Linked DNA regions of Mus musculus: region 1 is linked to region 2. A link is a loop called in an ENCODE intact Hi-C map of the cell type or tissue named here. Cell type or tissue: gastrocnemius. All regions are shown on one strand. Links, peaks and the distances in the headings refer to the core of each region. The heading gives the core; the rest is flanking DNA. Region 1 has its middle 17 kb from the start of Slc9a8. Region 2 overlaps B4galt5 (UDP-Gal:betaGlcNAc beta 1,4-galactosyltransferase, polypeptide 5).

Region 1 (2,907 bases), core at 263-2,762, 110 kb after region 2:
GCTGGAGTTAGGATCCACACGATCTGGGTGTTGGAAACTGAAACAGGGTCCTCTGCAAGAGCAGGAGGTGCTTTCAACTGCCGAGCCATCTCTCCAGTCCCTGAAGATATTTTCAAAGCCTACATGTTGGGCTCCACTTGTAATCCCAGTACAAGAAGCAGTCGCAGGACCTTCTCTGCGAGTTCAAAGCCAGGCTGGACGGCATAGTGAGAGACAGTCTCAAAAAATACCAGCAACAAAAACCAGGGGCTGGGCTGTGATTCTGCAACCTCATCATTTGAGAGGAAGAGAGGCAGAGGCAGAGGGTCGGTCTGGATTCCAGGTCATCCTCTGCCATGTCTGTAATTCCAAGTTGAATGAACTGTGCACTGTCACAGGCACAGGTGACCTTGCAGGGATTCAGGGGCAGGCACTCTGGCCTCCAGTCTCCAGATTCTCTGTGCCCACTTCCCAGTCCTCCATCCCCTTATCTCTCAATCCCCCACCCCCCATTCTGAGCTCTTTCCATGCTCCTTTCCATAGGCAGAAGGCTCCGTTGACTCCCCTATTTGTGGGAATCAGGGTTCTCCAGATAGGAAATAGAAAAAAATTTCCCTTCTAGGTCTTCAGTGAGATAAGAAAGCTATGGTTAAAAGTCACCACAACCTGGGCTTCTAACGGAGACAGCAGAGGCACTCAGCCCACCTTGATCAGCTGCCCCACCACAGATGCAGGTCAGGGCTGGGGGAAACTTCGAGAAGGTATATATGTAATAGGCATGGCTCTGAATATGTCATGAGCTCACTCACTGCAAATGGAGGACACTGAAGCACAAGACTTTTACTGGTCCCGGGTGATAGGTAAGGAAGGGTGCTGTGATCCAGCCCTGGACCTCTGGCTCTGGCTTCCCAGTGTGATGGGCAGCTCTGTTCTCTCATTGACTCTGGGGAGCTGAAAGCCCTGGGGTCGGTCCTCCAAGTCACTGTCGGCTCTGAGCAGAAGGCAGCAAGACCAATAATAAGACCCATTCTCTGTCTGTCTTTTTTTTTTAAAGATTTATTTATTATATGTGAGTACACTGCAGCTGTCTTTAGACACACCAGAAGAGGGCATCAGATCCTATTACAGATGGTTGTTTGTGAGCCACCATGTAGTTGCTGGGATTTGAACTCAGGACCTCTGGAAGAGCAGTCAGTGCCCCTTAACCGCTGAGCCATCTCTCCAGCCTTTGTTGTTGTTTTTTTTGAGACAGGGTTTCTCTGTGTAGCCCTGGCTGACTTAGAACTTGCTCTGTAGATCAGGCTGACCTCAAACTCAGGAATCCGCCTGCCTCTGCCTCCCATGTGCTTGTATTAAAGGCTTGCGCCACCACCACCATGGCTTTTCTGTCTGTTTAGACAGTGTCTCATGAAGCCCACAATGGAGACAAATTCACTTTGCAACCAAGTGTGATCTTCAGATCCTCCCGGCTCTACCTCCAAGCGCCCGGGATTAAACTGCAGGTCAGTTTATGTGGTACTAGGGATGGAACCTCGGGCTTCTTCCCTCGTGCTAGGTAAACTCCTCACTGATTGAACTACACATACTCCCGTTTGCCAGCCCATCTGCTCTCTCGGATGGCTGTTGGATTCAGTTCTTGTGACGATGGGACTGAGCGCACCCTGTTTCTTTATCTGGGGACGCGAGGCGGCAATTCTCTCTGTAGTCAGAAATGAAAAAGGGTGGAGCTACGCAGCCTGGCTGGGGTCTGGGTGGGGACCTGAGGCGGACCCTAAAGTGCTGTGAACAGAGAGTCCTCAGAAACAAGTTCACCTTGCACTGACCCGTCTGAAGCGCCTCAGGACTTCAGTAATTGTAGGGAGGGTTGGAATGTTGCAACTCAAACTGCCTTCAAAGCCTCCTCTTGAGTCTACGTGTGAACTGACATCTGGTGTGGCTGTCAGGTAAAGTATTAAAGTAAATAACCATTATGTGCTCATCAACCAAAAGGTTCAGTGTCACCATCTTGGGTCTGCAGCACAGATTGACCCGTCTACCTAGTGTTTAAAAACTGTCTTGACCTCTGACTTTCTTTGTTTTGTTACTATAACAACTTAAGAATAATAACAACTTAATAATAACTAAAACCACATCCGTGTTGGGAACTGGAATGTGGGGTTGTATTAAGTGCATGTTCCCAAGCCACAGTGCCCGGGACTTGTCTCCAGAATACATTCTGCCTCTGAGGAGGGAGCTGGTTTGCACGGAGCATGCTCTGTTGTCAAGAAAGGAGAAAGACGGGAGAGAGCATGGTGCCTCACTGCTAGTGAGACATCATGTCGACGAAGAGCCCTGGCTTCCGGTGCTAAGCAGGCATGGGGGCTGCTGCCTTTTCAGTTTGGGAAAGAGGAGGGGCAGTTGATGAGTGTACCAGGCACGGGGAAGGGCTTTGCCTTCCTCCTCTGTCCCTGGCTGTCCCCAGTATGCTATGCTGCAGTCTGAGGGGCCTTTTAAAATTAGACGATTGGTTGTATTTTAATCCAGGCCAGATGTAGCCCAGGCTAGCCTCAGTTCTCTGTGTACCCGAGGATAACCTTGAACTCCTGATCCTACCATCTCCACTTTCCAAGTGTAGGATGTCCCCACTCCAGGCTCCCCTCTCCCTTTTAAAATCAAAACATTTTGCTGCAGAGAATGGCTAAGCAGGTGAGAGCGGCACGGACGCTCGTGGGGAGGGTTCACCCTGCAGTTCACAACTGTCTGCAGTCCCAGTCCAGTGGATCCAATGTCCTCTTCTGGACTCCAGGAGCACCAGGCAAGCACATGGTGCACAGGCGTATGTGCAGGCAAAGCACTCATACTACACTTAAAATAATAAATAAACAAATTAGTTCAAAATCATATATATATATATATATGTATATGTATATATATATATATATATATATA
Region 2 (2,907 bases), core at 148-2,647:
GAGAATCTGAATTCAATTCCCACCACCACCATGGTGGCTCGTTAACTCTAGGTCCAGGTGAGCAAGAGCTCTCTTCTGGCCTTTGTGGGCCTCAACCATGGAAGGGAGGGAGGGAAGGATGACGGACAGACAGACAAGACAGCAGAGCTGGGGCTCTGTTGATGAGAGCTGGCGAACAAGCACGGAGGCCTGGACGCTAATCCCAGCACCACACAAACTGAGCTTGGTGGTACATAGCTACCAGAAGTTCACGACCATCCTCAAGTACACACACAGAACAAGTTAGGGCCAGCCTGGGCTACGAGATGGGAAAATAAGTCAAAATGCACACACACCGGGAATGACAAGCCTTCAATTCCTAACAGTTTGTGATTACAACACGAGCAGGATCTGGCAGAAAGAACCCAGGACTGCCCACCGAGAATGTTCTGGCAGAAAGAACCCAGGACTGCCCACCGAGAATGTTCTGGAGCCAGATCTTCATTCCCTGGTGTCGCCAGTGTGTGGTGTTCTACAGAGGAAGGGAAACCACCCTGAGAGGCAGCTAGACAGAGAGACGACTACCAAGGTTTGGTTATTGAATATGTATTTTTTACTGAAAAAATCATTCATAAATTAACATACAAAAATGTACAAACACATGAGTGAACAATGTAATGACAAGGACTATTTCTGTGAAAAGTGTTTTTAAAACATCTTTAGGTTTCAGTGCAAAAATGTACCCCTGGCACCTTTTAAAACAAAGAGCAAGCTCACAACAGAGACAGTAATGCTGGGCTAAGCTGGCTGCGTCAGTGCCTCAATCTGTTGGTGGTGGGTACGTCAGTGTGTACGCCGCGGCTCTGTGCTGTCCTCTGAGGAAGGGAAGCGATGACAGAGTCCCCTGACAGAGTCCCCCATTTTAACAAAATTAAGGTTTTGCAAATACCCCCTCCCCCGAAGAACCCCTGTGCAGAGAGGGGCCTTGCGCGCACACACAAGGCAGGCAGTTGAGGAGGTCATCTAAGGGTCACTCGTCTGTAGCACTCAGTCATCTGGGCTGCCACAGTACACCAAGGTCACACTCCATTGTCACTGTCATTTTTTTCAAGCAATGACCTACGCTGTGGCTCAGTGGTAGCTTTGGCTGTGACACTGCCCACTCGGTACGTGACTGGGTGGCCAATGACAGACAGTGCCCACAAAAGTCCACACTAAAAACAAACTTGGACATGATTGCAACAGGACAGAAGCGACCCTACTTGAGCAGTAAAAAGACCTTTGTCCCCAAATCTGCATTTTCCCTCTTCAATTAAGTATCAGCCTTTGGCTCAAAACAGTACCCTGTGGCTAGTGTAAGATTGCAGCGCTTCAGCCAGGATACATGCCGCGTGCACCGTTGTCCCTCCAAAGGACACCATGGCTCCAGCACAGTGAAGCACTCCTGGCCTTTGGTATGGAAACAGAAGAATGAGGGAGAGAGGGCTGGGCCGTGACTCAGTGGCAGAGCACTCGCCTAGCGTGGTGGGCCACGGGCTTCATTGCCAGCACTGTGAAACTAACCAAGGGAGGCGGAGGGAGGGTGGAGACCGGGCGGAACCCAGGCTTTATTGCTGTGTGTACCGTAAGACAAGGCAGGTCAACGCAGCGGTGCAGCTCCTTGCCCAGCGCAAACAGATGACGCGGCTCACCAGCTCTCAAGGGCAGACACCTGCTCTCTCATATGAGCGGGAAGCACTCTGCAGTGCCATCTGTTCCCTAGTTACCACACTAGTCTACAAAAAGAACAAAACACAAGAAAAAACAAGGCCTGGCCAATCACTCCCACAGTCTGTGGGGATCATCTGTCCTCAGAACCAACTGTGTGATGCAAAACCCCACCCCCACATATCTACATCCCACCCCCACCCATGTAAACCATGAACATCAAGGGTGCTGAAGGCAAAGAGGCAAAGAGCTTGAGGCCAGAAGAGAGCGTTCCTCACCACACACGATCCCTGCTTTAGGGACTGGGGGTGCAGTGGAGGCAGACACAGGAAGGAGGTGCCCTTTTCAGTGCCCTTTAGGAACTCATGTCAGGGAGCAGGGGAGACTGCTGGGCTGACTGGCCCCTGGCTGACATGCACCCCAGGGCCACCTGCTCCTGGGCTGAGCCCTCCTGACCAACTGCTTCTTAGCACAGCACAGTGGCTTCCTAGAAACTAAAGAGGGAAACGGAGAAATCACTGAAGCCAGCTGGTCATGCAGGCACAGCCCAGAGAAACTGTGGCCAAGTTCCAAAGAAAAAAGGGAACGGTCACCCAGCAGCCACTGTGTGTGTGAGGAGGTGTAGGGAGCTGGACTGTGCTACACAGCACAGGCTGACCTGGAACTTGTGACACAGCTCACACTGGCCTCATATCTCCTGGTCTCTAGCTCCCGCCATCCATACTGGAGTGATAAGCCTGTGCCCTGGGCCTTTGCCTCCCCTCCCCTGCACATCCCAGCTGGCTCCGCTGGGTCTGTAAGAGGGGAGAGCACTGTGCCCCTAACAGCAGTTCCAGCTTAGGGGCTGAGTCTCCAGGAGGAAGTCCTTGGGGGAAGGGGCTAAAGGAGGGGACAGGAAAGGAGGGGCAGAGCAGAGAAGAGGGGCTACAGTGACCGGAGGTTCTTTGTTCCACCCTGCATCCACTTCCTTCCTAGATGACAGGGACTTGGGTGATGACACTCAACTGCGTGGGAACTGGGGTGTTTGCCACCCAAGGTGATCTAACATATGAGGCCCTCACTTTGATGTGGAGCCAGCTATAAAATTAAACTTTAAAAAGGCATTTTACATGGCTTATTTACAACTGCACTTCTTCAAGAAGTGACTGTTATATGTCTATCACACCAAGTCCCTCCCCTCTGTCCTCAGTCCCCACCCAAAGCAGAAAATTTTTCTTTAAA

What was found. A loop is a pair of places that touch in the nucleus more often than their neighbours do. Peaks named below come from ENCODE experiments on the same cell type or tissue, not always from the same donor. Only the 100,000 strongest peaks of a DNase experiment are listed, where the experiment ranks them.
Region 1: a loop joins it to region 2, with 2.1 times the contacts of the local background. A loop is called at or near these places in 9 of 42 quality-filtered maps.

Annotation. Positions count from the first base shown.
Region 1 is chr2:167,403,534-167,406,440 of GRCm38, forward strand. No RefSeq gene overlaps it. Among named protein-coding and RNA genes, the nearest start is that of Slc9a8, 17 kb to the right of the region's middle. In gastrocnemius, for the core only: no CTCF peak of the experiment used is centred there; no DNase peak of the experiment used is centred there.
Region 2 is chr2:167,297,875-167,300,781 of GRCm38, forward strand. B4galt5 (UDP-Gal:betaGlcNAc beta 1,4-galactosyltransferase, polypeptide 5) reads right to left here. Exons shown (of 9, transcript NM_019835.2): 9 at 570-2,907. Among named protein-coding and RNA genes, the nearest start is that of B4galt5, 50 kb to the right of the region's middle. In gastrocnemius, for the core only: no CTCF peak of the experiment used is centred there; DNase peaks (open chromatin) are centred at 1,627 and 2,218.